Regions from separate parts of the Mus musculus genome. Here region 1 is linked to region 2. The links are chromatin loops, found by intact Hi-C in ENCODE. Cell type or tissue: heart. All regions are shown on one strand. Each heading gives the region's core, and the rest is flanking DNA. Links, peaks and the distances in the headings are about the cores only.

What was found. Hi-C counts contacts between places; a loop is a spot of excess contacts. Peaks named below come from ENCODE experiments on the same cell type or tissue, not always from the same donor. Only the 100,000 strongest peaks of a DNase experiment are listed, where the experiment ranks them.
Region 1: a loop joins it to region 2, with 2.1 times the contacts of the local background. A loop is called at or near these places in 6 of 42 quality-filtered maps.

Annotation. Positions count from the first base shown.
Region 1 is chr11:120,507,962-120,523,456 of GRCm38, reverse strand. Gm39490 (a long non-coding RNA gene) reads right to left here. Exons shown (of 2, transcript XR_880363.3): 2 at 14,707-14,849. Among named protein-coding and RNA genes, the nearest start is that of Gm39490, 9.5 kb to the right of the region's middle. In heart, for the core only: a CTCF peak has its summit at 7,721 (motif pointing left); DNase peaks (open chromatin) are centred at 3,526, 4,695, 5,196 and 7,706; H3K27ac peaks cover 770 bases.
Region 2 is chr11:120,766,410-120,781,904 of GRCm38, reverse strand. It overlaps Rfng (RFNG O-fucosylpeptide 3-beta-N-acetylglucosaminyltransferase), which reads left to right. Exons shown (of 8, transcript NM_009053.2): 8 at 2-1,160. The coding sequence ends at 83. It also overlaps the pseudogene Gm11771. Among named protein-coding and RNA genes, the nearest start is that of Rfng, 10 kb to the left of the region's middle. In heart, for the core only: no CTCF peak of the experiment used is centred there; a DNase peak (open chromatin) is centred at 5,654; H3K4me3 peaks cover 228 bases; H3K27me3 peaks cover 2,008 bases.

The DNA.
Region 1 (15,495 bases), core at 2,936-10,935, 260 kb after region 2:
ACAGGGTTTCTCCAGGTAGCCCTGGCTGTCTTAGAACTTGCTCTGTAGTAGATCAGGCTGGCCTCAAACTCAGAGTCTATCAGCCTGACTCTGCCTCCCAAGCTCTGGGGTTGAAGGCGTGCGCCACCACCACCCGGCCATTTTTGTCACTTTTGATAAAATCATTGCTATAAGTGATTTTTCCCCAAGCCCAGAGCCTCATGCATGCCAGGCAAAGTGCTTTTCCTGACCTGCGTCTCCAGTAGTGACCCTGCAAACTCCACTGGTCCTGTCAAGCCCAGTCCCTCGGCTGTCTCATTTGTCCAGAGCTAATTAGCTGACGATGAAGCATTTAGAGTCTAATTACTCGATATTTACTAACGCTTTATCAGATTCTTCCCACTTTAGCATCCCAAGCACTGGGCAGATACTGCGTTGTGTCCTCACCATAGATGCTCACAGCGATATTTAAGGTTTTTTATTTCCGATTACTCACTGCTGGTATACAGAGTCGCGGCGCGTGCTTTATCTCTAGGTCTCTTCCCTCCACTCGTTAATGCTCACATCTCTGTCTCTGTAGCTTCTTCGGGTTTCTCTGTGAAGACAACTCTGCACTGTGTTCGAAAAATACATTTTCTTCCTTTGCAATCTGCAAGATTTTATTTACTTTTTGGTAACTCATTGTTGGAACTGTGACCTGTGGTGCAACGTTCAGAGGTGGCATGATTGGGCTTTCCTGCTTTATTTGTTTTTGTTTTGTTTTGTTTGGAGTTTTTTTTTTGTTTGTTTGTTTTGTTTTTTTGTTTTTACAAGACAGGGTTTCTCTGTGTAGCCCTGGCTTTCCTAGAACTCACTCTGTAGACCAGGCTAGCCTCCTTGAACTCAGAAATTCACCTGCCTCTGCCTCCCCAGTGCTGGGATTACAGGCGTGCACCACCATGCCCGGCTTTCCTGCTTTATTCGTGACCTCGGAGGAAAGATGTCCAGTTTTGACCGTGAGGTGCACTGGGGTCAGAGTTCTCACCGGCTCCTTCTGGGGTTTAGCTGTTTTGGTTTGGTTTGGTTTGGTTTGGTTTTTTGAGGTAAGGTCTTACTATGTAGCCCTGGCTGTCCTGAAACCCACTATACAGATCAGGCTGGCCTTGAATTCAGTAAGATCCACCTGCCTGTGCCTCCTCAGTGCTGGGATTAAATGAATGAATCACTATGCCCAGCTGGTTTTGTTTGCTTTTTCAAATGTTATTAGATTATTATTATTACTATTACTGTGAATGTGTGGCCACAATGCCATGGCATGCATGCTGGGACAGCTTTGTGAAGTTGGTTCTTTCGTTCCATCTTTATATGGGTTCTGGGTTGGTCTCAGGGCCTCAGGCTTAGTGGCAGGCACTTTGAGTCTCTGAGCCCTCTCTCCCATCCACCTATCTCTCTGAGAGTGTTTCCAGCCAGCCATAACCAGTTTTCTGGGGGTCTTTCTTTTTCTTTTTTCACTTCTTTCTTTCTTCCTTCCTTCCTTTCTTTCTTTCTTTCTTTTCTTCTTTTTTCTTTTCTTTTTTTTTTTTTTTTTCTCTTTTGTTGTACAGATGTTGCTTTTTTCTAGACAGGGTTTCTCTGTGTAGCCCTGACTGTCCTGGAACTCACTCTGTAGACCAGGCTGGCCTCAAACACAGAGATCTTCCTACCTCTGCCTCCTGAGTTCTGGAATTAAAGATGTGTGCCACCATTGCCTGATTTAGTTTTTTAAATATGAGAGAGTGTGTCTGTGTTTGTGTGAGTACGTGCAGATGTGCTGGTGCCCTCTGAGGCCAGAAGAGGGCGTCAGATCCCCTGCAGCTGGTGGTTGTGAGCCATCTGATGCTGGTCTTGAGAACTGAACCTGGATCTTCTACAAGAACAGCAAGGTTGTGCCAAAACTCCTTTTTTCTCAACACTGGGTAGTCTTACTGGGTGGTGGAAGCCTGCTTGTCCTACCACAGGCCTGGAGGGAGGTCTCTTGCCCCACAGCAGGTTGAATCCAGGCCTCTGACAACCTCCCTGGCCCCTCCAGTAGGCCTCTTCTCTGGCCAGAGCCAGCCCTATTAGCCAGAGACAGATTTAGAGTCTCCTTGGGGAAAATGTCCTCCCAGATGGCCCTTCAGCTGGGCAGAAACCCAGGCCCTGCTGGCCAACTGGCACCTGGGCTTCATCTGAAGAGAACGGGAGAGAGAGCTGGCACAACAGATGCCTCCCAGGCCTGCTCTTCCTCGTAGAGAAGGCACAGAGCTCCCTGACGCCTGGAGCCTGCAGCTTATCGTTCCTGGAAAGGCATGTCTGTGTGTGCACGCCTATGTCTGCTTGTGGTATTTGTATGTCCTCTGTGTCTGGGTGTGTTTGGGTGTGACTGTATGTCTTGGAACTGTTGAGTGACAGAGTGTGGTGGGCTGACCTGTGAGCCTCTTGACATGAGGGGCTGCTGTTCTCTAGAGGCCTGGGTGTGGGCAATGGGGCTAGAGGGGCTAAGTGTGGTTCAGGTAACTGGCCTGTGAAAGGCAGCAAGACTTTTTTATCCACATTCTGAAGCTAAACCGATACCCACTGCCTATCTCATGCTCAGCCATGCCGAACCCAGCTCTGAGGACATGCCTGAGCCTAAACATCCAGGAAGACCAAGAGAGAGGACCCAAAGCTTGTTGACTGCCTGGCAGAGTCTCCCCTCCCCCATGTAGGCAGCGCCTGGGACTCCTAGACTATCCCAGACACTGTCACTTCCTGAGATCGACCCAGCCTACGAGTCCCCGGGAGCAACTCCACCATCTCAGGTGCCCTGGGCCCAGGCACGAGGGACTCCCTTATTCTTAGCCCTGAAGTCCTCTCCGAGCTGGGCAGGTCAGGCTCGTCCTATGAGAGGTCAGTGGGAACGAAGAGAGCTCAGACAACTGACTCTTGCCTCAGAGCCCTCAGCTAAAGTGGGTGGGTAGTGGGGTCTGTCCTTCCTGTGCTGGACTGTCACAGCAGGAGGCAAGAGTCCCCACCTACGGGTCCCTAAAGGCCTAGAGGTGGTGGCGATCTGTCCAAAGCAGTCACAGGAAGTTCTGTTACAACTCTCAGAAAGTGGGGCGATACCAAGGAGTTGAAGCCCTCCATAGGCTCTCCCCGGAACCGATGTAAATTCACTGACAGTGACCTGCCCTGTGGGTGCTGGGATCTTTTTGGAGGCCACTAGGAGAGCAGTGAGTGCTCTCAAAGACAGAGTGTCTCTCCAGCCTCTAGACATCTCTGAATCCAATTAGGGTGATCATGAAAATGAACCATTGCTCTGTGCTAACTGCAACCCTAAAGGATTCTGTTGCTGTTCTTCAGAGCCCTTCCAGACCCCAACACTCGCTGCTGATGGGGTTGGGACAGCCACACAGCGACAGAGAATAAAGAACAGGGATATAAGTGATTTGTGGACACACATTCACAGCAGCCCGGCTCACAAGCGCTGGCAGTCCATGAAGCCCCAGTGTCCGTGGCTGGCGGGTGGTAAGCCCAGGAGTGTATGACATCATGAAGCATAATTGGCCTGAAGGGAGGGAGCCTGGAGCGGGCAGTCACAGACAGGAAGTAGAAGGGAGGTGGCCGGAGCCCACAGCGAGGTAGTGATGTTTCATGGGGACTGAGTTTCATTTGGTGAGAATTACTCAACAATGTGAATATGTTTAGGGCTGCACAACTGGAGATTTTGTCAGGGGTTTGTTTGCTTGAGGCAGGGTCTAAGTCAGGCAAAGACTTGATCCATCTACCCCAGACTTAATGACTGAGCCATCTCTCTAGCTTCTGGCTGATACTTTTTGTTTTGTTGAAACAAGGTCTCACTTTATAGACTAAGGTACCTTTAAAATTACAGCAATCCTCCTGCCGCAGCCTCTCAAGTGCTGGGATAACAGCTGTGAGCCATAATCCCACCTAGAAGTATAGGGTTTTGTTTTGTTTTGTTCTGTTTTGTTTTGTGACAGTAGCCCTGGCTATTCTGGAACTCAGTTTATAGAACAGACCAACCTTGAATTTACAGAGACTGGATTGCCTCTGCCTCCTGAGTGCTGGGATATGTCACCATGACTGGCTAGTTATTTTTTTGTAAGATATTTAAAACATAATATTTAGCCAGGTGTTAACGGCACACACCTTTAATCCCAGAACTTGGGAGGCAGAGGCAGGCAGATCTCTGAAATTAAGGCCAGTCTGCTCTACATAGTGAGTTCCAGGACAGCCAGGGCTATCCTGTCTTAGAAAATATAAGTGTGTGTGTGTGTGTATTATAATAGTTATATTAATTCTTTTCAGAATTTCATATAATCTATTTTGATTGTATTAATGTCCACTCCTTCCTCTATCTCCTCCCAGATCCACCCCCCTGGAAAACAATTTTTAATTACATGTGTTTATTTTTGTGTGTGGGTGTGAATGTGTGTCTTGTAGGAGTCAGTTCCCACCACGTGGGCACCTTTACACCTGCAATCTTATCGTGCTGACTCAATTAAAGTGTTTTTTTTTCCTGTATTTTGACACACAGTTAAGCAGTGTGTCTTAATGATAGTGACACTTCCTATCTTCCCTCCCCTCCCCAACACATCCCCCTCCTCCTTCATCCCTTCACTGAATCCAATCAGAGCTACATATGTGCACATAGGTACTCAGCCCTCCAGTGAAGCATGGGCAACCTGCCAACAGCCACACCCCAAGAATATCAACTCTCTTCACCCGTAGCCATAATAGAGCCCCAGTGAAGGGTGGGGCCTCTCTGATTTGTGAAGACCTTGTGCAGGCAGCCACAGCTGTCGTCGTGACCTCATAAGTGCAGCTTCTGTGCCTTGTTCAGAAGATGGCTGTTCACGGTGCTCCTCTGTCTCCGTCTTACATTCCTTTTGCCTTCTCTTCTGTCCGCTGAGCCTTGGAGGATGAAGGTTGGAGCTGTAGATGTTAGTTTTTGTGGGTGTGTGTGTAAAGCATAGAATGTGCACTTCCATGGTAACACACTCACCTGGCCTACACAGGGAACTGTGACACTGGCCATAGAAATGTATAGAAACACATCGCTAAACAGTATGAGGCTTCAGAAAAGTCTTGTTCAGAGCCGGGGCTCCCTACCTCAGGAGGAGTTCCAAGTTCCAAGTTGCACAAGAGTAGGCCAGTTGTAGTCACACACACTTCTGCTGACTCAATTAGGCTGGGAACTCCCAGGGACTATAAGGCAGGAGGGGGAAGTGGGTGGACCTAAGGAAGCCTAGCTGTGGGGGCCGAATGTGCAAACACAAGCTGTCCAACTGTCTCGCCAGCGATGGGGGTGGATCCAGGGAAATGTTCCCAGGAGGTTCCTCAGGCTCTGCTTCAGGCCTTGGAGGTGTTGGGAAGATCCTCAGGCGGGCTGCAGGCTGGAGACAGTGAGGCAGACAATGTTCTTCTGTATCACAGGATCTGTGATCAGACTGTGAAGAAAAAAAAAACCTTGTTGTGATGTAGCTCCCTGAGCCAGCAGGTTTTCACCCTGGTGTCTGGCTCCTGAGTCTTCTTTGGTAAAATTGAATGACTAGAGTTTTGGGGGGTTTTTTGTTTTTTGTTTTTTTAAAAACAACACTTCTTGGGACTGGCGAGATGGCTCAGTGGATAAGAGCATTGACTGCTCTCCTGAAGGTCCTGAGTTCAAATCCCAGCAACCACATGGTGGCTCACAACCACCCATAATGAGAGATCTGATGCCCTTTTCTGGTGCGTCTGAAGACAGCTACAGTGTACTTATTTATAATAATTAAAATATTTATAATATTGTATTACAATATGTATAATAATAAGATTATTATTATTATAATAAATCTTTGGGGCGGAGCAAGTGGGGCTGACCGCATCGAGTGAGGTTGACAGGAGCGAGCAGAGGTCCTAAATTCAATACCCAACAACCACATGAAGGCTCACAACCATCTGGACAGCTACAGTGTACTTATATACATAAAATAAATAAATAAATCTTTAAAAGGAAATCCCAACACTTGGGTGCTGTTGCTAGGACATCTCTGCCCTGGTCATCCCAAGGAAGGAATGTGGGCCACGGGAGACTGTGAGTAGGTATTCAGCCCCCTGGAAACACATAATAGGTCCGAATGGTGACCTGCACTGAAGAGACTCCGAGCTTTAACAGGAGGAGAGACAGGGCCTGCCATCCTGCTAATCCTGCCAGGAGTCTGAGTTGGTCCTTTGGGTGGGGGCTCTGAGCTTCACAGTGACCACGAGTGCAGGTGTGCCCTGAGACCTGGTCATGCACTGCAGCTGATACCAGCCATGGATGGCAGTGCATGCACATGATAGATGTTCTTAGTCCACTCAGAGTGAGTTCCAGGACAGCCAGGGCTACACAGAGAAACCCTGTCTTGAAAAACCAAAAAAAAAAAAAAAAAAAAAAAAAAAAGAGAGAGAGAGAGAAATAAATAAATAAATAAATAGGTGTGTGGGATCCACAGACCCTTCCGGGAAAAACTGCTAGATGCCCAGAGATGCAACGGTGAGGTGGGATCATGTGTGTGGGTGGACCGGGCAGGTAGACTAAGGCTCAACAGCCCCTTTTTTGCTTCAGATTCTCACTCTACTGCCCTCGGCATGCTACCTGAACTGGACGGTCACACCCCCAAAACAATTCCCTCTTTTCCACATTGCAGTCTGCTGAGATTCCTGTACCCCTGTCCACTGGTCCCAACGGGGGTCCCATGTCAGCCTCTGGAAGCCCTCAAGGGTGGCTGTTCAAGTTTGCTTTTCTGTCACTGTGATAAACACCATGACCAAAAGCAACTTCGGCAGTGAGGCTTTATTTCATTTTACAGATTGGAGACGTTCATGGAGGGAAGCCAAGACAGAAGGGGCTTCAGAAATGGCCTGGAGCAGAAGCCATGGAGAAGGGCTGCTTACTGGCTCACTCACCCACCCCAAGGTAGCTTCTTATACAGCCCAGCCTCACCTGCTCAAGGATGGACCACCCACAGTGGGTTGGACCTCCTAGCAGTCAGGAAAACAATACCACACAGGTTTGTCCACAGGCCATTCTGATGGAGGAAACACCCCGGTTGAGGGTCTTTCTTCCCAGGTGATACTAGTTTGTATCAAGTTTACAAAAACTAGCCAGCACAAAGGCCCCTCTGTCTTCTGCCTCCTCTCAGCCTAGAGTCACCCTGGTGCTCACACCAGACCCATCTGGTGTGGATGCTAGTGATGCCGGAGAAACCTACCCTAAACGTACATGAGGCCCCGTGCAGGTAACACTACACCCGGTCACCCATACACCATTCTAGATCCCAAAGGCAGACCTGGCCCACACTCCTGCTTTCTAGTCAGCCGATCCTCCTCTGGGTCTATATGCCTGAGAGGGTTCCCCCACTTTGGAGACCGCTGGAGCCCCAGCTGCCTAGAACTTACTATGTTCACATCCCCTGTTGCCCCAAAGGTTTGTCCTTTTGTATTTCCACACTGCTAAATGATCCCAACCAAACCCTGAAAACGCTTTGCCGACTTTCCGCCTGCCTACAGTGACAGGCTGTGTTCTGCCAGCGCAGGCTGAATGTTGAGTCCCCTCCTGGGGTTGGGCTCCTATTTCACCCTGGACCCTGGACTGCCACGTCCACTCTAGCTAGCATGGCACCTCTAGGAGTCCAGGCCGCACCCTTTCTTGGTCTACACCTCATCTACCCTGACCAGTCCCGGTTCCAATGAAGGACGCTACGTGGCCGCCACCAAGAGGCCATTCGGGGAATTACAGGCTATGCTTAAACCGGCGGCAGCGCCTGGGGCCGCAGCAGCGCCTGCAGCCAGGGGATCCAGACCTCACTCTCCTCCTCACACGGGTGTGGACATCAGGGATTGATCTCAGCCCTCCCCATCCCGCGCTGGCACAGTCACGAAGCTTGTAATTAAAGAGTTATCGAGTCAGGGAGAAAGGAGGAGTCACTGAGATGACTCGGCTGCTCTTCTAGAGGACCAGGGTTCTATTCCCAGCACCCACACGTTCTATGAGCCTGTAACTCCAGTTCCAGATGATCTGACGGAACCTCTTTTGGCCTCTGAAGGCACCAGGCACACAAGGGGTACACAGACATATTCAGGCAAAACTCCCCCACACATAAGATAAAAGGGAAAGCTTTTTTGTTTGTTTGTTTGTTTGGTTGGTTGGTTGGTTTTTTCTAGATAGGGTTTCTCTGGGTAGCTCTGGCTGACCTGAACTCACTCTGTAGATCAGGCTGGCCTTGAGTGCAAAGCCTGCGGAGAGCTGGGATTAAAGGCCTGTCGCGGGCAAGCTTTTTTTTTTTTTTTTTTTTTTTTTTAAATAAAATAGTTCTATTTTTTCTATTTTTTATTAATATATTTTTATTATTTTAATTTTATTTATGTTACATCCTGACCTCAGTTTCCTCTCCCTCTTCTCCTCCCATTCCCTCCCAGCCACCCTACCCCAACCCCACTCCGGTCCATCCACTCCCCTTCTGTTTCTCTTCAGAAAAGGGCTGACCTGGAAGGTTAGCCATGATATATCAAGTTGCAGTAAGACTAGGTAGGCACCTCCTTTTATATTAAGGCTTTGGGGCAAGGGTCCCAACGGCAGGCAACAAAGTCAGAGACAGTCCCTGCTCTGACTATTAGGGGTTTTGCAAAAAGACAATGAAATTAATATCCAATGATAGCCAACCCCTCTGACTGGGGTTACAGGTGCATGCCCACACACCAAACTACAGTCAATTGTAAAACTTTCCATCATGCCAAAAAGAACAGCTGCCAACCTCCCGCCTCACACCTTCTTCAGTCATTTTTTAAAAAAATATTTATTTATTATTTATATGTAAGTACACTGTAGCTGTCTTCAGACACACCAGTAACGGGTGTCAGATGTCATAACAGATGGTTGTGAGCCATCATGTGGTTGCTGGGATTTGAACTCAGGACCTTTGGAAGAACAGTCAGTGCTCTTAACCACTGAGCCATCTCTCCAGCCCCTTCAGTCATCTTTGTAAAAAAGACTGAGATGGAATATGGTTAGATCTAGCCTAGCACCTGTGGAACCCTGGGTTCAAACCTCAGTACTGAGCCAGTAAGGTGGCCGGTGTTTGTAATTCCAGCACCAAGGAGGCAGAGGCAGGAGGATCAGTGAAGCCTGGTTTATGTAGGGACTCTGGGCTACATAGTAAGAGTCTATCTCAAAACAGCAAACCACAACATTGGAAAGAAATCAACAGTGGCCCTGGGGTGGGAGAGCTGGCCAGCCAGTCTGCTGCATCAGTGAGCACCAGGTTCAGAAGAGATCCTCAAAAAGTAAGGTGCTGAGTGATTGAGGAAGACACCTGGAACTGACTTCTGGCGTCTGTGAACGTGCACATAAGAACACATATACACACTCACTCACACACACACAGATGAACACACACAATACAATCACACGTGCATACATACACATGTGCACACACAATACAATCACACATGCATACATACACATGTGCACACACAGTACAATCACACATGCATACATACACACATGCACACACACACAAAACAATCACACATGCATACATACACATGTGCACACACAGTACAATCACACATACACATGTGCACTCACACACATACCACGCACAGCTGGATTATAGCTGGATTATAGCTGGAGTGCGGGCACTCCACACTATCCACCCATCAGTGCTCAGCTTCTGTGTTTGGTGATGCTGGCTGTGCTGCTGGGAACACGAGCGTCCCCCTTCTTGCTCGGTACAAGTGGGTCTGTGTATTTGCTTGCTCTTTCTTTCTTTTTCTGTTTTGTTTGTTTGGGGGTTTTGTTTGTTTTCATTTTGGGGGGGGTTGTTTTGTTTTGTTTGTTTGTTTGGTTGGTTTGGTTTTTGTTTTTTTGTTTGTTTGTTTTTGTTTTTTGTTTTAGACATAGTCTCTTTGTGTAGCCCTGATTGTCCTAGAACTAGCTCTTCAGACCAGGCTCAGAGATCCACCTGCCTCTGCCTCCAGAGTGCTGGCGTTAAAGGTGTGTCCCACCACCTTCCGGATGGCTGCTCCTTTTTAACTGGCCGAGGAACTGCTAGCTAGGCAAAGGCATGCATATATCAGCCAACTGATATTTCAGTTCTGTCCAAGAGTCCCTAACAATTCCTGGTTATGTGCCCGGCTCTGCTGCCTCCTGGCAGTGGATGAGCCCTTGCCACACCCCTCTCCCCAGGGAGGGCGTCTGCCATGCTGTTGATTTAGGGCTTGCTGCTTCCTAATGGAGCTGATTTCTCCCACTTCTTCACATCTTAGCCTCAGGCAAGATCTCTCATGACCTTTGCCCTTTCCTCCATCAATCTCCCACGGAATGAGTAAAATTACTTACAATTCAGCCCAGAGTCTTTCAGGGTGAATTCTTGGTATTTGGAAAACATTTTGAGCCACAGATCATTTGGTGAAAGAATGGTCAGATGCCAGGGACCTGCTCCAGCAAGGCTTCCTTTTCCAGACGGGTTGGCACTGGTGTGCCAGTTATGTCCACCTCTCACAGCTTGGGATAAGGAGGGGTGTGAAATAGTGGAGGGTTAGCTTAATGGGAATTCTCAGTGGGAGGGAGGGATGGGGTGTGATCCCAAACAGGTGCACCAGAGCAAAGGGGAGGAAGATGAAAGGGCCCCAACCAGCCATGGGAAGGGTGAGTTTTAGGCTCACTCCTCAGCACCCACTTGGTGGCTCACAACTGTGACTCCAATTCCAAGTTCCACTGTGCCCTCTCCTGACTTCCTCAGGGTCTAGGCATGCACTGTGTGCACAGACACACAAGTAAGCAAAACCCTCATGCATATAAAATAAAATAATTAAACATCTGGGCAGACCATACCGTTAATTGCAGCAGCACTCGGTAGGCAGAGACAGATGGATCTATGTGAGTTTGAGGCCAGCCAGAGCTACAAAATAGGGAGACCCTGCTTAAAAACAAAGAGACCAGAATCACTGAGATCACAAACCTGGGAGTAGTTCCTCAGGGCAAGCACACAAAAGCTGTGGTCCCAGCTCAAAAAATAAAATAAAATAAAATAAAATAAACAAAACCAAAAACCAAAAACCAAAAACAAAAAAAACAAAAAAACAAAAAAACAAGAAAGAAAGAAGAAAAAAAAAAAAAGAAAAAAAAAAAAAGAAAAAGAAAAAGAAAAAGAAAAAGAAAAGCTGTGGTCCCAAGTAGGCGAAGGCTGTACCTCATGTTGGCAGCCAAACTCAGTAATGGAAATGTAAAAACAATACAACAACAACAACAACAAAAATCCCCCTTCCCAAATATATATGTAATATTTGAAAGCAGGGTCTCATCATGTAACTCTGGGTGGCCTGGATGCTAGACCAGGATGGCCTTGAACTCTCAGAGCTCCACCTATCACTGACTTCTTAGTGCCTCCTCCTGACTGCACCATGGTTGGTTGGTTGTGATGGGGCTTCTCTGCACAGCCCTGGCTGTTCTAGAACTCCTCTATAGACCAGGTTGGCCTCCAACTCACAGAGCTCCACCTGCCTCTGCCTCCTGAGTGCTGAGGTTCACCACCACCCTCTGGGCATGGTTTGGTTTTGAAGGTCTGAAGAGTCATGGAAGCAGCTGAGGCTTGGCACTAAGAGAGGTCAGGACAGAGGTGACCTTGCACCCTTAGGTGCAGTAGGAACCCCATCCCTGAAAGGCTCTTGAAGAGAATTTGAGGGTTTGCACTGTGTGGCAGAGTCAGGATCCCTGAAGAGAGCTCAGAGGAGACGGGTGAAGGTGCAATGGAGACCCCAGCGTCTTGGAGACACCAGTAGCATGGGATGACCATTAACGACATTAGCAGCTGTGAGGTAGAGCCGGCCTGAACCTAGGAGACAAACTCTGTGGGCTTTGGAAGCCCTAGATAGGTTCACCATAACACTGGCCTATAGGTAAGTCTGCGGGCAATTTTTTTGTTTTTGTTTTTTGTTTTTTTCGAGACAGGGTTTCTCTGTAGCCTGGCTGTCCTGGAACTCACTCTGTAGACCAGGCTGGCCTCGAACTCAGAAATCTGCCTGTCTCTGTCTCCCAAGTGCTGGGATTAAAGGTGTGTGCCACCACTGCCTGGCTGCAGGCAATTTTAAAAATTATGTTTGATGTGGGTGGGCACAGCTCACAGTGGGAGGTGTCATCTTGGACATCTGGGGTGTTAAGAAAGCATGCGGATCCACTCACTGGTCCGTGCCTGGTGTGTTCCGGTCATTCTGCCTCGTGCCTCCCTGCGCACTACTTTTTGCCCTCCTCACAGGGGTGCTTCCTGGGGGTTAATTTTTCTTTCTTTCTTTCTTTCTTTCTTTCTTTCTTTCTTTCTTTCTTTCTTTCTTTCTTTCTTTCTTTCTTTTCTTTCTTTCTTCCTTTCTTTTTTTCCTTTAAGCCTCCAAGTTTTGCTGGCCAGAGCAATCGCGGTTTTCTTCATGCTTGTCCAGCGAGGGTCTGCTTACCCAGCTTGCCATTGGTCTCTGGGGGTTTGTTTGTGTTTTGTTTTTGTGACGGTTTGTCCCGCGGCTTTCTCTGTTCTCAGTGTGCACTCTCTCTTGCCCGCGTAAGATCCAGCTTCCCTTGTTCCTCCTCGGGGGTGGGGTGGGGTGGAGGATGGGTAGAAAAGAAAGCAAACTGTAGAGCAATCCGATAAACACGTTGCTCTGGGGCCTCTGCTTCAGTTCCTGCCTTCACTTTCTTCCCTGACTCTCCACGCTGTAACCTGGGGGTTTTCAGCTGAAATAAACTCTTTCCACCCCACGTTGCTTCTGGTTGTGGTGTCTATGCTCCAGATATCATCAGGCTGACAGGAGCCCACGCCAGATGTCCCAGCGGCCCCCATTTCCCGCCCCCACCCCCCACTGGTCTCTCAATGTAAGCCCAGGCTGGTTTCCAATTCACTACTGAGCATTAAGTTCCTAATCCTTTTGCCTTGGCCTCCAGTTTAAGGATTACAGCAAGAAGCACACCTAGCTCCAGGCCACAACAGACAGCAGGAATACCCTCTGCCCTAATCCTCTGCTACGGTGTTAGTTAAGGAAGTGGCTTTTTCCTGTTGTCCTCGCCAACTTCTCTACAGGGACATAACCTGTTACAGCCACTCTTTCCTTCCCGAGTTCCCTCCCCATTCTTTTCTGCCTACAGAACGTGATGTCTAATTTGACAAGTCCTTGCCTGCAGATAGAATCTAAACGAAACTAAGAGCTGAGGGTTGTCTAGGTTTGACCTCTGACATCCTCAAGTGACAGAGCAAAGGGCAGTTTTGGTTGCTTCCATTCACAGCTTGTCACCTGGGAGGAACAAAGGTAGCAGAGGTGACTAGGAGAAAAGCTAAAGACCTGAGGGACAGGGCAAGTGTGAGTCAGCAGTAGCTGGAAAGCAGGAAGGGCAGAGCCAGAGTTAACTGTCAGCTCAAGAGAGCACCGGGTGGAGGCTTCCCAAGGACCAAGACGGGAGCAGCCAGGGAACAAAGACCCAAAAGCCCCAGACAAGGACTTTTTCTACCATGGAAGTTCTTCACCTGAGGCAGGAATCCCATCCCCATCCATGTGGGAGAACAACGCAGAGACTGCCTCATAGATCAAAGGGGAACCCGAGGACTGGAGAGATGGCTCAGTGGCTGGCTGCTCCTTCAAAGGTTCAGTTCCCAGCACCCACATGGCAGCTCACACCAGCTATAACTCCAGTCTCAGAGGCTTTGACCCTTCTGGCCTCCACCAGCACCAAGCATGCAGAGTAGATGGACACCTGCAGGTGAAACACCTGTGTATATATAAAATAAGTAAAGCTAAGATACAAACAAAAGGAAGAGGCCAAAGAGGCACATTGTAGCTTGACTTTGGCTACTTTGTTGGTTCTTGTTTCTTCTACCCTTTCCACCCTTTCAACCCCCTAATACTGGATAGGAGAGAAAAAAGGATATAGAGGAAAAGGGACTTTATCATTAGATTTCCTGCTAATTAGGGGTGTCAGGCTCCTTGGGGGTAAATTTAATCCTTGCCATCAGGATATCTAATCTCTTCTTGTTTATTCTCTAGGCATGTCTACTTAGCAAACCTCTACCAACAGGAACCAACCACCAACTCACAACATCAACAACCCCACCTCTCAGGGCCCTAGCATAGATATACCTCTCAAAACGCCCCAGAATTCCAAACACCACATAACTGCAGAAACTGTCTGCGGCTGACAAAATCACACCCCTGCTAGAGCACGAGGCAAATCACAGGCAGTTGCTGCGAGGCAGCCCCATCCTCGCACCTGAGATTAAAACAAAAACACATTCTTTTTTTTTTTTTTAAAGATTTATTTATTATATATAAGTACACTGTAGCTGTCTTCAGACACACCAGAAGAGGGCATCAGATCTTATTACAGATGGTTGTGAGCCACCTTATGGTTGCTGGGATTTGAACTCAGGACTTCTGGAAGAGCAGTCAGTGCTCTTAACCACTGAGCCATCTCTCCAGCCCCCCAAAAACACATTCTTACAATATTTCTGTGGGTTTTTTTTAAAGGAACCAAAATGCCAAAATGGACACTTACAGCATGTAGGCTTTGATTTTTTTAAACCTACTTTTAATAAGCATGCTTTGACCTCAATTCTAGCCCACCATCCAAAGGCAGGGGAGAAAAGATAGGACAAGGGGTTGTGGAGCTGTTTAGAAGTAGTTCCTTAGGGTGACTCCATCTCTGTTTGTCAGGATATCAGCAGTCCAGTTCAGTAGCATCAGGATAGCAAACATGAATCAGCGGCAAGGGCAGGATCTAGCAGAAACCACCAGTCCTCCGCTGCTGAATCGGCATGAGTCAGTGGGAGCTACAGGAGCAGCCGGGATTCCAGGAGAAGTTCTCCGCTGTGCCTCTCCATGAAAGGAAGAACGGCAAAGACAAAGCTTTGTAAAGCTAGCTATGCAAGCACACCATCACTGTCCATTGAGTCCTTTTCATACCCTCTCCAAATACACACACACACACCCACGGATCATGCCTCAGCAGAACACCACAAGAGCCTGTCCATCTTAGTCACGTGAGTCTGTATCACCTGACACATCCAGAAACTTAGTGGCAGGCACATGGCCTTGCATCCCAGTACTTGGGAGGAAGAGGTAGGTGGACTCTGTTAGTTCGAGGTCAGCTTGGTCTAGGTTGTGTGCTTCAGGTTAGTAAGGAATGCATAGGAGAGACCCAAAGAGGTCCAAAAGAAGCTCAGGAAGAATGGCTGGCTGGCTGTGGTGCACATTACCAAAGTCTATGCTGTTCACCAGGCTCGCTCAGATTCCCAAGTACCTGTTACAGAACCCATGCTGGTATCCTGGCCCTTCTCAGCTCCTCCCAACCCGCCCCTACTCTGAATTTCCTCAGCTCGTGGGCTTCCCTCCCCGGCTCCTCACTTCCTTATCATTTCCTTATCATGAGGTATCAAGATCCTACTCTTTATTAGTTTCTCTCTTGGCCCCTCCCTCTCTCTCTCTTCTCTCCCTCCCTCCCTCCCCCTTCCCTGTCTGCCT
Region 2 (15,495 bases), core at 1,431-9,430:
GGTTTCAGTCTGTGCACTGCCTTCTCTACCCAGACACCCACTGGTGTCCTATGAAGAACAGGGTTGAGGGAGCTTTCCAGTAACTGCCGACTCCTGGTGGCTGCTCTACCCGGCTCCCTCGGGCCTTAGATCATGGCGGTCAGCAGAAGCTGCTTGAAGGCCTCCCACGACCTCGGTCCCAGTTGGACACCAGGTACCTCTGGAAAATGAGACAACCGGGCTGTGCGTGCCGAGACCGTCCAGGAAGAGAGAAAGGCAAAGATGCTGAGTGCCTGATGCCTTTAGCCCAGCCACAGGTCCTTCCCTGGACAAAGTCTACCACCCCAGCTACCCCAGAGACAGTGGTTCCCAGCCCAGCCACAGGTCCTTCCCTGGACAAAGTCTACCACCCCAACTACCCCAGAGACAGTGGTTCCCAGCCCAGCCACAGGTCCTTCCCTGGACAAAGTCTACCACCCCAGCTACCCCAGAGACAGTGGTTTCCAGCCCAGCCACAGGTCCTTCCCTGGATAAAGTCTACCACCCCAGCTACCCCCAGACTGTGGTTCCCAGCCCAGCCACAGGTCCTTCCCTGGACAAAGTCTACCACCCCAGCTACCCCAGAGACAGTGGTTTCCAGCCCAGCCACAGGTCCTTCCCTGGATAAAGTCTACCACCCCAGCTACCCCCAGACTGTGGTTCCCAGCCCAGCCACAGGTCCTTCCCTGGATAAAGTCTACCACCCCAGCTACCCCCGATGGTGCTTCCCAGCCTCCAACTGCTGCGGCTTGTCCTCACCTGCAGAAGATGGGGCCAGGTGGGCTAGTCGTTAAGGGGTGGGCTTCAGGCCTGGCCACCGGCTCATAGAGCCACCACTAAGTAAGAATGTACAGACTGTGTGACCAGAGGAGACTTGGGACCAGCCTTGGGACCAGCCTTGGGACTGTTTTTGTGTAGGGGCTGCTGTTCTCCCATTACCTCCATCTGAGCCCTCCCAGAGACACTGCTGGGAGACTTCCTTCCTCTAACGTGGTGTTCAGGATGCTTCCCTCTGAGCTTCCCATCGCTAGAGCCTTCCCTTTGGGCTCCTTGGAGTGAGATGCAGGCTCATCCATCAGCTTTTACGGGGAGGCCGAGGGGAGCGGTTGCAATGTTGAGTAAAGGCTTCCTTGTCATTCCTAGTGTGGCTCCTCTTGTCATACATGACCCAGACCCCTGGCTGCTCAGCTTTGTAGGCATCCACACAGCAGCTCAATCTTCAGGAAGGCCTGTTCCTGCTGCACTGCCCGCCTCCTTAGCCTTCCACGCTGTGCAGCCAAGCGGGCCTAGTGTGATCTTTCTCTACACGTATGATGGAAGCACTGATACACATGTGTAAGCATGACTCCATGTGCGTGACTGTGTGTGTGTACTAAGGCCGATGTGGGCACAGATGTTATGTGCATGGGCACGTGGGTTATATGAAAGAGTGGAGACATGGCAGCCATGTGCATTGGTGTACTTGGGTACACGGGCACATGCATAACATAGTGTTTGTGCGAACATGCTGAGGAAGGGTGTGTACCCTGTACTCTGGCATGTGTGCTTGTGTAGGTGTGGAAAGGTGTGTATCAGTGGCCCCAGGCTTAGAATGGTTCAACTAAGAACTTTTGTGTTTTTAAAGACAGGGTCTCACTTAGTAGCCCTAGCTGTCCTGGAGCTTGCTGTGTAGACCAGGTGAACCTTGAACTCACAGAAGTCTACCACCTCTATCTTCTGAGGGCAGGGAAAAAAAGTTGTGCACCACCACACCCAGCAGGGACTTTTACATAAAAATAGGGGTGAAGGCATGGCTCACTTGCCTAGAAGGCCACAAGGAAGGGTGCCTGGGAGGGGGTGATGCTAATGTGCGTGCTTTGTATGCTATAGAAATCCTACTTTGGCCAGGTGTGGTGGGTATCTTATGCCTTTAATCCCAGCACTCCCTAAACAGAGGTAAGTGGATCTCTGTGAGTTAAAGACCAACCTTGTCTACAAAGTGGGTCTACCCAGGACTCTGTTACATAGAAAAACCCTGTCTGGGGAAAAAAACAAAAAACAAAAAACTAAAAAACCAAAATCCTACTTTGAAGCTAGGTGTGGTGGCTCCCACATGTAATCCCAAGACTGGGTAGGCTGAGGCAAAAGGGCCATAAATTTGAGGCCAGTCTGATCTACATCATGAGTTTCAGATCAGCCAGGGCTGAATAGGGACACTCCCTCAGACGATCCAGGTCTGGGGCCACCATACAACTCGCTTTAGATACAGAGTAGTTGACAGTCTTAAGCAAAGAGGTCTTGAGGGTGGAACTGCTGGGTCCAGAACAAACTGTGTTGCTGAGCTCAGGTGTCATGTGAGCTAGTTATGTTTTTTTGGTTTTTGGTTTTTCGAGACAGGGTTTCTCTGTGTAGCCCTGGCTGTCCTGGAATTCACTCTGTAGACCAGGCTCGCCTTGAACTCAGAGATGGGCTCATGGCTTCTCCGTGTCACTGGAAGAGCTTGTGTGTAAAGGGCAGAAGGCACCAGGAGGGAAACATACCCAGAGTCCTTCATGGTGGTGGAAACCAGGCTGGGCATGGTATTGCACACGCAAGTCCCAGCATTCAGGAGGCAGCGACAGAGGCAGAGAGATCTCTGTAAGGTGCACATGAACACACACACACAAAAGGGAGAGAAATTCCAATATGGGTCAGATCTTACAGTTCTTGGAGTCCTTAGGACTGGAATTTCAGGGAGAGGCTTTGGCTCTGTACAGTTGGGTTCTGGATAGAAGGGTGAGGGCTGAGGCTGGGAAGCAGGGATTCAGTTGAACTGGATGACCTTTAAGTACGGGAGCATGGAGTTATCAAAAGCTGCTGTAGAGATGGCTCAGCGGTTAAGAGCACTGACTGCTCTTCCAGAGGTCCTGAGTTCAATTCCCAGCAACCACATGGTGGCTCACAACCATCTGTAATGAGATCTGATGCCCTCTCTGGCCTGCAGGCATACATGCAGGCAGAATGCTGTATACATAATAAATAAATATAGAAAAAAGAAAAAAAGGGAAAAAATTTGAAGAAGAAGGAGAAGAAAGAAGGAAAAAGGAGGAGGAGAAGAGCCGGGCGGTGGTGGCGCACGCCTTTAATACCAGCACTTGGGAGGCAGAGGCAGGCCGATTTCTGAGTTCGAGGCCAGCCTGGTCTACAGAGTGAGTTCCAGGACAGCCAGGGCTACACAGAGAAACCCTGTCTCGAAAAAACCAAAAGAAGGAGAAGAAGAAGAAAGCAAACTGCTGCAGAACTCCTATAGTAACATTAAGATACTGTGAGGAATGCTGTCATCTGTATCAGCCAGTTCACTTGCTTGTGACCTCAATGTGGAGAGGCAGCAAGTCTCAACTCCATTCAGTACTGGAATTTGGAGACCTCCCCTTTACCCCTAGCAATCAGGTTTCCTCCTTTGCCTGCACTGTATTCACTCATGGGCTCCACCAGCAAACAGTCTTTCCAAGGATGAAAGTCTGTCCACACCACCTTCAGCGGTGATAGAACTGCTCAGAACAGACAAGGTCTTGACTGCCAGAGTTGAAGCAGCTTGCTGTGGGACAGAGAACATGTGGTTGTGTCCCCCGTACCTCCACCTGCCAAGGCTGGTCCTGTAACCTAAGCATCAGGTAGCCAGGAAGCTGGCTTCGCATCTATGATAAATATCACGTATCTATGAAGACTCCATTCTCGCTGGTGTCTCTGGTTCATGAGAAGCAAGACTAGACGTAAAAGTTCTCTTTAATAAATGATCTGTTGTAGTCAATCAATTTGGGTGAGCTGGGCATGGTGGCACAGGCACACACTTTTAATCTGAGGCAGAGACAGATGGATCACTGAGTTCAAGGCCAACCTGGTCAGGCCAACAGGTTCCAGGGCTGTCACACAGCGAAACTATCAAAAAACAAACAAACAAACAAACAAACAAAAAAACCAATCTGGTTGTGGTGATGCACACCTATAATCTCAGCACTCATTGTGTGGAAGTAGGAGAACTCAAAGCTTCATAGTGGGTTTAAAACCATCCTGGTACAGGAGCCCCTATTTCTGGACAACCAGTGTCCCAATTGAATACCCTTCTCCTGAATGTAGCTTTACTTGACATATATTCCTGCCCACAGTTTCTGACTTGTTGGTAGTGGTGTATGTGTGTTTGTGAGAGAGATCCCGTGTGTGTGTGTGTGTGTGTGTGTGTGTGTGTGTTCATGTGTGGCATGCATGTGTGTTCATAAGTGTGTGTGTGTGTGTATGTGTTCATGTGTGTGTGGATTCATCTGTGTTCACCTGCACATGTACATGAAGTTGATATTGGCTGTCATCTTCAGTTGATCTGCGCATTATTTTTGAGATGGGGTCTCTTAAGCGGACCTGAAGCATGGTGGTACACATTTTACACATCTCAGCCAGACTGGATGCTAGGGAACGACTACCCCCTCCCTCCTCCCACCATCTTTCCCCTGGAGCCTGGGGAGCCGATCAATGCTGCCTCCTCACTCAGCTCCCCCCCCACACACACACACTTGCAAGGGATCCCAAAGGAAGCCATTTTTGCACAACAAGGACACTCCCCATTACACCATCTCCCCATCCCCACTTGTGGGTTCCTAAGGGCAGATGGTGAGAGAATCGGATTCCTTTTCATGCTAATTCCTAAGCAGTGACAGTGCCCTGAGTCTCACTGGCTTGTGTAGATCCCAGATGCTCTCAAAGCTTAGCTTTGCACGCCCCTCTTCCCCCCCTCCCCCCGCAAAAAAAACCTACTTGGGAAGTGCCTTTGGAAAATCTACATCTACACAGCTGGCTCCTCTTTGACAGTTGTGTGTATGACTTCCAAGGTTTCTTGAATAGTTTGTTTTCATCCAAAGAGCAAGCTACCCAGGGTTACCCAGAGCTCTACACCAAATCTCCACAGTGCTCAGGGAAGGTGCACCAATGGGCTGAACTGATTCTGAGAAAACTTAAAACAACAATAAACAAACAAACAGAGGAAAAGGTCGATTTCCTTTGTAGAAGCCAAACTCTGTGCTTGGGCTGTCCAGAGTGTGCGGCTATCCCATGCCCTTTCACTCAGTCAGTAATATTTGTATAGGTTCTCTGGAGATTTCATACCATACACCGCTATTACATTCATTTCCCAGTCCTTCCCTGTTTTGCCCCCGGCCCTTGTTACTCCCCCACTCCCCCAAAAAAGTCCAATTTGTGTTATCTGTATATTCACTTGGTCAAGTTGAAGGCTCTGCACGACATCTTTGTGTCTTTGTGTCTCTCCTGGGTGACTAGCCATGCACTCTTGTCTAGTTTTTGGCTATGGTTACACATTTTCTAATAGTTTTCTACTCTGATCCAGGCATTCCTGCTGTTCAGATATTCTGGGAAGAGACTTGAGTCTCAGACTTGAACCCCTGGTGGTCTGCTAGCTACAATGGAGCATAGTAGAAGAAAGGCCAAAGGGGAGTATACATCTCAAGAGCAGGAGTAGAGTCTGGAGAAAGGCAGCAATTTACACAGCAGGAAGTGGTCGGTAGCTAGGAGATTGGCTGCTGCTATTGCCCCAACTCAGCTCAGGTTCAGCTCCCGTCATGGCAGGCATATAGACAGCAGGGGGCGTTGCAGCACCGAGCGAGAGCCTCTGGCACATGGCATGCGTACAGAAGGTAGGGGGCGCTGCAGTGCAGAGCGAAAGCCTCTGGCTCTGACCAGTAAGAATGGCTGCAGTCTCCAGTCCTTCCAGTTCTGGGGATGGGTCGGCCTCTGGAAACTCCTCGAAGCATTTTACTGTCTCCTTTGTAGAGTAAACAAAAGTAGAATCCATGGACAGGAGCCTGCCGAGTTATGTGTGTGTGTGTTTCCTAGCAACGATGATAGTAACTCAATGTTCTATTTAGTGGACACAACTGACTTATGCACACTCTCACAGTTAGTACCCCCATATTCTACGGAGTGCATTGACATCACAAGGAAAGATTTAAGCACCAGGTGCTCGGAACACAGTTTTTGTGGGACCTACAGTGTGAGCTCATCCAACAGAGAACCCGAGAGAAAGGGGATGGCTGGGCAGTGGTGGCCCATGCCTGTAATCCCCACACTTGGGAGGCAGAGGCAGGTGGGTTTCTGAGTTCGAGGCCAGCCTGGCCTACAGAGTGAGTTCCAGGACAGCCAGGGCTACACAGAAAAACCGTGTCTCGAAAAACCAAAAAGAACGAGCCAGAGAGAGAGAGAGAGAGAGAGAGAGAGAGAGCCCTACCCCAGCCCCACCCCCTTGGTCCCAGTGTGGTGTTTAGAAATGCAACATCTGTGAGAGATTAAGGAATTCTGGCTCAGGTTCACACCAGGATCTCAGGGTCAGGGCCCAAGGTTGGTCAAAGGCTGAGGTTGGGTTCAAACCTGCTGGGGAAAAGCCATAACTGGCTAGTCACAGTGAGGTCAAGGCACGATGGTTTTTGTTTGTTTGTTTGTTTGTTTGTTTGTTTTTTCAAGACAGGGTTTCTCTGTATAGCCCTGGCTGTCCTGGAACTCACTCTGTAGACCAGGCTGGCCTCGAACTCAGAAATCCGCCTGCCTCTGCCTCCCAAGTGCTGGGATTAAAGACATGCGCCACCACTGCCTGGCGCATGATGGTTGTTAAGGACACTGTTGTTAAGGACACAGATATGACAGACACAGAAGTGGTAGTGGGAGCTAGGGAATCCTCAGTGTCACTTAAAGGGTTAGTCAAGGGCTGGTGCAATGGCTCAGTGAATAAATAGGTGCTTGTCACCAAGCTACAATACCCTGAGTTCAGTCCCTGGGACCTGCATATTGAATGAAAAGAACTAACTCTCAGAAGTTGCCCTTCCGACTCCACAGGACAGACAGACAAAATAAAAACTTAATACAAACATTTTTAAAAGATATGTGCCAGGCGATTGTGACATACACCTTTAATCCCAGCACACCCTCCCAGGGAAGAAAAGGCAGGAAGATCTCTCTGAGTTCGAGGCTAGGAAAGTGGTGGGAACCCACTGCTGATTTGTCTGGGGTCTGTTCACTTGTGTGGCTGTCATCCCAAAGGCGTGATTTCTCCTGGCCAGGGTCAGAAAGGTTTGTTACTAGGGTTTTCAGGCAAAGGTTGGCCGTGGAAATCCCAACAGGCCAAGTTTGTGTATCTCCAGTGCACTACAGAGCCAGTTCTAGGACAGCCAGGGCTACACAGAGAAACCCTGTCTTGGGGTTGGGGGGGAGATAAAACATAAAGTAGAAATAGCTCTTAAACATATCAAATGATATGTAGTGTATGTGGGGGAGGGGCACACATGCACAGAGGGGTGTGTGTGTGTGTGTGTGTGTGTGTGAGTTGCTTAAATCTTCCTTCTCTCCTTTACCTCATTTCTTGGCTCTGTAGTGCACTGAAGATATAAAGACTTGGCCTGTTGGGATTTTCACAGGCCTTTGCCTAAAAACCCTAGTAACAAACTTTTATGACTCTGGCCAGGAAATTATGCCTTGGAGGTGACAGCCACACAAGTGAACAGACCCCAGCCAAATCAGCAGTGGGTTCCCACCACTTACCTGCCAGCCAGCACTCATAGGCCCTGGAGAAAAGCTTTTGTTGTTGTTGTTGTTTTTGAGACAAGGCTTCTTTGTGTAACAGTCCTGGCTGTCCTGGAATTCACCTGGTAGACCAGACTGGCCTCAAACTCACAGAGATCCACCTGCCTCTGCCTCCCAAGTGCTGTGATTAAGGACGAGGGACACGTCCAAGAGACCACGCCCCGTGAGATTTAGTTTTGTTTTTTTGGTGTGGGTAAGTTTGCTCTGTACATCATAGAATGCAGTGACTGCAGAGGCTAGAAGGCATCAGATCCCCTGGGACTGGAGTTACAGATGGTTGTAGCATCTGTAGCACGCGGGTACTAGAAATTTAACTTAAGTCTTCTGCAAAGAGCAGTCAGTGCTTTTAACCACTGAGTCATCTCTCCAGCCCCTGGCAGAGAAAGTTGAAATTTTGTAGGGACCATGACCTGTTTTTAATTTCTTTGTTGTATGGGCTTTTCAAACTATTTTAGGTTTAGGTCATTTGTTTTTAGACAGGAAATTTGGAATCCAAAAAGTAAGAAAGCTCAAGGTACCTTAAGGGGCTAGGTGTTGTGCGATCTCTGTGTTAATCTAAGAGCCCTGGGAATTACTGGATGTGCTATCATGGTGCCCCCAAGGGAGAGTCCCAGCTGACTGGTCCTCTATGAACCTCTGACTCAGTAGACAGTCATGGGAGTGAGTTAAGTGTGCTGTATGGTGTGTCAAGGACCCAGCCTCAGCCCATGGAAGCAGCAAGACCTTGTCTGAGAGACTGCAAAGCCTTCTTCTGGCCTGATTGGGAATGTTGACAGTGTTTACAAAGTGTTCATTGTAGCTGTCTGCACCTTGTGTGACCACCTTAACATGGCTCTCCTACAGAGATTAGCTAAACTGCCTCCTTGTTCAGCTGGATACAATAACCAGCCTCTCTTGTTGGAGTCTATGTAACAAGCGCACTGAGCTGCTGCTGAGCTGTGGCTTCTTCACCAGGCTCCTGACCCAGCTTTTCTGTTTGCACACATTTGTCATTTCTTCATTTTCTTACTGCCCCTAGGCAGCATTCAAGGATCCAAGCTGTGCAAGGACACAGCAATAGACAAAGGATAATTTACCTAAGCGTGGACTCTGAATTGTCATTACCATTTCCATGTACATGTGCATAGCTGTCTGTTAGTCCATATCTGTGAAGTAGCTGTCTGTTAATCCATATCTGAAGTAGCTGTCTGTTAGTCTACATCTGTGACACAGCTGATGGAGGTGGAAACAGTGTGACAACTGCAACAGCTGTCTCATTAGAGGTTTAGCTACTGAGGATGTCCTGGGCTCTGAAAAGAAACAGTTGCTCCCCCAGCCCATGCTGAGTGACTCTAGAAGGCAAGGGTACTAACGGAAGCATTGGGGGCGCCAGGGGCCACAAGACAAGCAGTAATTTTGTAGGGAGCCACAGAAGAAAATGTATCTGTTCCTGGCTTGTCAGGAAATCTAGCAACTTGTGTATGAATGTGTTTAGCTGATGGAAGGGAGAGTGTGCGGACATGTTTAGTTGATCCCAGGATGCTGTGTGGCATCTCTCAGCCTGGTTTGACCTATTCTACTCTGAGCAAGTGTTGTGCACAGTATGTTAGAAATGTAGGGGGTGGCAAGATGGCTTAGTGGTTAAGAGCACTGACTGCTTTTCTGAAGGTCCAGAGTTCAAATTCTAGCAACCACATGGCAGCTCACAACCACCTGTAATGAGATCTGATGCCCTCTTCTGGTGCGTCTGAAGTCAACTACAGTGTACTTATGTATAATAATAAATCTTAAAAAAAAGAAAGAAAAAAAGAAAGAAAGAAATGTAGAAGGACACACTTTTATCTTCCCAAAATATCTGAATATATTAACTGTACAGGAAATTAAACCTAGCAACATGGTTACTCTGGCTGGAATACAGACAGGCCTTTAATCCCAGGAGAGAGAGAGGCAAACAGATCACTGAGTTCAAGGCCAGCCTGGTACAGAGCAAGTTCCAGGTGCAGAAAATTAAGGTGGTTCATGCCTTTACTCCCAGCACACAGTGGTTGGGTGAGAAGCAGTGCAAAGGAGTTGAGTCTGCACTTCAGCTGGTAGCAGTTAGGTTTGTGGCACCTGGAGGTAGATTTTCCTGGGACAGTTTTACAGAGACAGGTAGCAGAGAAAACAAGCTAAACACAAGTGAAGAAAGAATGAGCCGGAGAATGAGAAGGAGCCAGGAGATTAGAATAGATTGCTAGTTAAAGGCCAAGCAGAGCAATTCAGTGAGAAACTGAGTGTCTTAGAGGTTTTACTGCTGTGAACAGACACCAAGACCAAGACAACTCTTTTTTGTTTGTTTTTGTTTTTGTTTTTCTTTTTTTTTTTTTTTTTTTTTTTCATTTTTTATTAGGTATTTAGCTCATTTACATTTCCAATGCTATACCAAAAGTCCCCCTTACCCACCCACCCCCACTCCCCTACCCACCCACTCCCCCCCTTTGGCCCTGGCGTTCCCCTGTACCGGGGCACACAAAGTCTGCGTGTCCAATGGGCCTCTCTTTCCAGTGATGGCCGACTAGGCCATCTTTTGATACATATGCAGCTAGAGTCAAGAGCTCAGGGGTACTGGTTAGTTCATAATGTTGTTCCACCTATAGGGTTGAAGATCCCTTTAGCTCCTTGGGTACTTTCTCTAGCTCCTCCATTGGGAGCCCTGTGATCTGTTTTTGTTTTTCAAGACAGGGTTTCTCTGTGTAGCCTTGGCTGTCCTGGAACTCACTCTGTAGACCAGGCTGGCTTTGAACTCAGAAATTCGCCTGCCTCTGCCTCCCAAGTGCTGGGATTAAAGGCGTGCGCCACCATGCCCGGCTAAGACAACTCTTATAAGGATATTTAATTGGGGCTGGCTTCAGAGGTTCAAAGGTTCAGTCCATTATCATCAAGGTGAACACAAGGCAGCATCTAGGCAGGCATGGTACAGGAAGAGCTGAGAGTTCTACATCTTCATCTGAAGACTACTAGTATAAGACCTAGTTCCACGAAGCTAGGAAGAGGGTATTAAAGCCCACACCCACAGTGACACACCTAATCCAACAAGGCCACATGTATCTCAACAAGGCCACACCTCCTAATAATGCTACTCCCTGGACCAAGCATATATAAACTATTACACTGTGAGAAGCCAGATTGAATCAGTAGTCAGCTGGGAGAGGAGTTTGAGCCAGAAGAGCTAAGTTGAACCAGCCAACCAGAGTTCAGAAAGATCTTGAAAGGGTGAGTTTATTCAACAGTGTAAGTCTCAGAGGCTGGAAACACTCTAGGCCCAGAATGGAATGTACAGAGGCTTCCAGGACTAGGCCTAGGTTAGCCAACTGAGTAAATCTCCCAGAAGACAGGTATATCCTGCTAATAAAAGTTACTTTAACAATAAGCCGGGCATGGTAGCCATGCCTTTAATCCCAGCACTCGGGAGGCAGAGACAGGCAGATTTCTGAGTTCGAGGCCAGCCTGGTCTACAAAGTGAGTTCCAGGACAGCCAGGGCTACACAGAGAAACCCTGTCTCGAAAAAAAAGTAACAATAAATTCACAAGCTACATTGGTTTGCTATAATTTACAAGTAATGTCCATTTCCTTTGATGTCTGTTGTCAAACAAAGTTTATCTCATTACTTTAGTTTTAAGTAATAACTGAATTGCAGGTTACATTTCACAGAGCTGTGTGTGTATATTCACATATAGGGATGTAGGTTATTAGATGACTACAGAATAGTTAAAAAAGGGGCTGGTGAGATGGCTCAGCGGTTAAGAGCACTGACTGCTCTTCCAAAGGTCTTGAGTTCAAATCCCAGCAACCACATGGTGGCTCACAACCATCCGAAATGAGATCTGACACCCTCTTCTGGTGTGTCTGAAGACAGCTACAGTGTACTTACATATAATAAACAAATCTTTTAAAAAGTAGTTAAAGAAGGTGGAGAGTTCAAAAGTCTTTACTGGAGGCAGAAGAAAATCCAGATATGGAGTTGCTGCATTGGTTACATAAGAATCAACAAAATAGGCCAGGTGGTCAGAGAACCCTCCTGTAAGTCCCAGTACTCAAGAGGCAGAGGCAGACAGTTGTTTTCTGAGTTCAAGGACAGCCAGAGCTACACAGGGAAACCCTGTTTCAACAAACAAACAAAATGGCTCAGAGGGTAAGGTCCTGAGTTCAAATCCCAGCAACCATATGATGGCTCACAACCACCCATAATGAAATCTGACGCCCCCTTCTGGTGCATCTGAAGACCGCTAGAGTGCACTTATGTATAATAATTGCCGCAGACCCTCTGGGCCCCTTTGTCTGTGTGGAAAGGGTCTCTAGTCGCGGGTGGGCAAAGCGTCGGATGAATTGACAGACAGATGCACACAGGAGAGGTTGTGTAGTATCTGAATGTATTTTGTCAAATCGAGCATCAGACTTTTTATACTGAAGACAATAAGGAAGTTGGGTAACATACCAGCAAGGTACAAAGAGGTTACTGGATTCTTATATAAAACAGAGGAATGCAAACACAGAAGGTCTAACAGGAACCACCTGGGATAAAATTCATTGTTAACAACTGGGATCAACAAGGGCTTCGTGCCTTTGCCATAGTTCCTATTTTAGTCTATTGTATAGTCCACCTTCCCCTTAGGCCATTGTAAATACGAGTGTAAGGGTGTAACTCAGCTTAGAAGCCAGGTGTGAGGTCTTTACTCTCCTAGGGCAAGGGCTTTCACACCCAAGTCATGGTTCTAACTAGGGAGTTCTGTTCTAGCTAACCATCTCATGAATAATGCAATACTCTAAAGCCATAGCCCGATCTACTTCCTAAACCATTGTAAATTCCTATATATGGATGCAACTTGGCTTTTATTCTAAGTGATAATATAATACCAGAGGCTATTCTAAATGTCACTGAATAGCAATATTCTTACTAAATTTTAAGCCCATGGTCTTGCTCAAGGATGTTCTAGGACTGTTGGAACACTGGCGGAAGGCTTTAGCTATGTCAGAATTCAATCTTAAAAGGCACTTATAATAGGAAAATACTAAAAGAGAGCATGTGGATCCATCCACTAGACTAACGCGGGAATGGAAAATTAATGCATGGGTTAGAGAGAACGCCAGACTCCAAGAGCGAGTTTCTGTGAAACTCTTTTGCCTTGTGAGTAGCTTTCAAGCCTCAGCCTGTCAAGCTGACTCGACCAGAGAGCGTAGCAAATAATAAGTGAGTGGAGGTCCTAAATACAATTCCCAATAACCACATGAAGGCTCACAATCTGTACAGCTACAGTGTGCTCATATACATTAAAATAAATAAATACATAAATCTTTAAAAAAAAGCAAGAGGAAAGAAAAAAAATCAACAAATGGGTTCCCAGAACCAACATATTGGCTCACAGCCACCCACAATTCCAGGTCCAGAGCCTCTGATGCCATGACTTCTGAGAGCATCAGGCTTGCAAGTTGTACACAGATATATGCACACAAAACACCCATACAAATAAAACCAGTTTTGTTTTATTTTGAGGTCTCCATGTAGTCCTGGTTGTCCTAGAACTCAGCAGGTTGGCTCGAACCCACAGATCCTTTTTCCCCTGCCTCCTGAGCTCTGGGATAAAGGCATACACCACCATGCCCAGCAGAGATCCGCCTCTAACCTCCCAAGTGCTGGGATTAAAGGCGTGTGGCACCACTGCTTCCCTTGGGTTGCTTTCTCGTAGAACCAAGGACCACTGGCCCAGGGATGGCACCACAATGGGCTGTTCCCTCCCCTATCAATCACTCATTAGGGAAATGCTAATCTTACAGCTGGATCTCATGGAGGCATTTTCTCATCTGAGGCTCCTTCCTCTCTGATGACTCTAGCCTGTGTCAAGTTGCCATAGGAGCAGCCAGGACAAAGGTTGACTAAACAGACTCCACTCTCTGTAGTTGGATCAATCCCATGCACTTTGAAAAACCACTTCCTTGTGTAAGGGGATCCTTGTGTTACTCCCACTTCTGTTCAGCCACTAACCCTGACAAACAGTTTCACATATTGTTTGACTGTATACCCCTCCTTTTTAAAGAGCCAACTGTCTGTATCCCAATCCCAGGTCATGCAGGGCCACCATAAACCTGGGGTTTCCAGGCCATGGTCACTGACACAGGCCTGGAGGAGGTGATAGACAAGAGGCAGCAGCAGGATCCAAAGGGGGAACTAGGGGCACCTATGTAATCTCTCCACCCAGGCATTCTGCACAAAACAATGGGTCGTGTAAATGCACAGATGACCATACAACACTGCTTCCACAGTGCACCAGGTGTGTGCTTTCAGGATTTGGGATACTGTACTGGCTGGATTTGTGTGTCAACTTGACACAAGCTGGAGTTATCACAGAGAAAGGAGCCTCTCTTGAGGAAGTGCCTCCATGAGATCCAGCTGTAAAGAATTTTCTCAATTAGTGATCAAGGATGGAAGGGCCCATCCCATTGTGGGTGGTGCCACACCTGGGCTAGTAGTCCTGGGTTCTATAAGAAAGCAGGCTGAGCAAGCCAGGGGATGCAATCCAGTAAGCAGCGTCCACCCATGGCCTCTGCATCAGCTCCTGCCTCCAAGTTCCTGTCCTGTGCGAGTTCCTGTCCTGTCTTCCTTTGGTGATGAACAGCAACGTGGAAGTGTCAGCTGAATAAACCCTTTCCTCCCCAGCTTACTTTCTAGTCATGATGTTTTGTGCAGGACTACAAACCCTGACTAAGACAGAAACTATGGTCCATTTATTTAAGCAAATCAGCCCAGCCTAGCTGATACAGAGGATGGGAGATCCTGGACCTGAGGGTGGGGATGGATGTGGGGTAGATCCACAGGGTAGAAGCAGAGCTGATGACCTGGGTTGAAGGCAGAGGTGTGGTGTGAGAGTGGATCCAGGGAAGTCTCCAGGGGTCTGTAGGTGCCATCTGGGCAGACTAGGAGGCCAGGTAGCCAGCATCCACCAGGATGCCACCGCCACTGGTAGAGGCACTTCTGTCGCTGAGCAGGAAGAGGATGCTGTTGGATGACGTCTTCAACCTCTGCAGGAGAACAGACCAGTCAAGGCTCTCTCCCTTGCTTGGCTGCTGACAAACCACATAGTTCCCCTCACCCACTGTCCCCAGCTGACCTGCGAACTTCCTCAGTGGGTGGCGCTCCTTGAGCTTCCTGGCAAACTCAGGGTCTGCAGAGACTTTCTTGCCCATGTCAGTCAGCACCACAGTGGGGTTTACGGAGTTTACCCGGATCTGGGGCCAGAAGCCACAGCTGGTGGCACAGCTGAGGAAGGAGCCCTACCTGCCCAGCTCAGGACTCGCCGCCCCAGGACCGGCCTGATGAGCTTGCTTACTCTGTCCAGATGAACCCTGAGCCCAGTGCTCAGAGCCTTCTATAGTCCTCACCCTCAACCCCCAGCCCTGCCCCAGGTGCCCATCGCCTGTCCCTCAGGTGTGGCCCGGCCCCCTGTGCCTACCTTGTGTGGCCCTAGTTCCATGGCCATGGCTTTGGTCAACATAGTTAATGTGCCCTTGGTGGAGCCTGTGGATGTGTGTGAGTGTTGAGGACCCCTCAGTTATTCAGTCCTCCTTCTGGGAGGACCACACAGAACCTACTCCTGTTCCTACCACAATGCACTCACAGTAGGTGGTCAGGTCAGGATAGGTGACATAGGCCACCAAGCTGGAGATGTTAACAATGGATCCTGCCACTCCACAGTTAATCATGCCTCAGGCTACCATCTGGAAGTCAAGAGTTTAGGGCAAACATATGCATTATCCCACCCCACCCTCTCCAGGTTTGCATCTGGGCCACAGCCCTCCTGTCTCCTCACCTGAGACACCTGCAGAACAGCACACACATTTACAATGAAGGACCTAGCAGAAGGGGACTATCA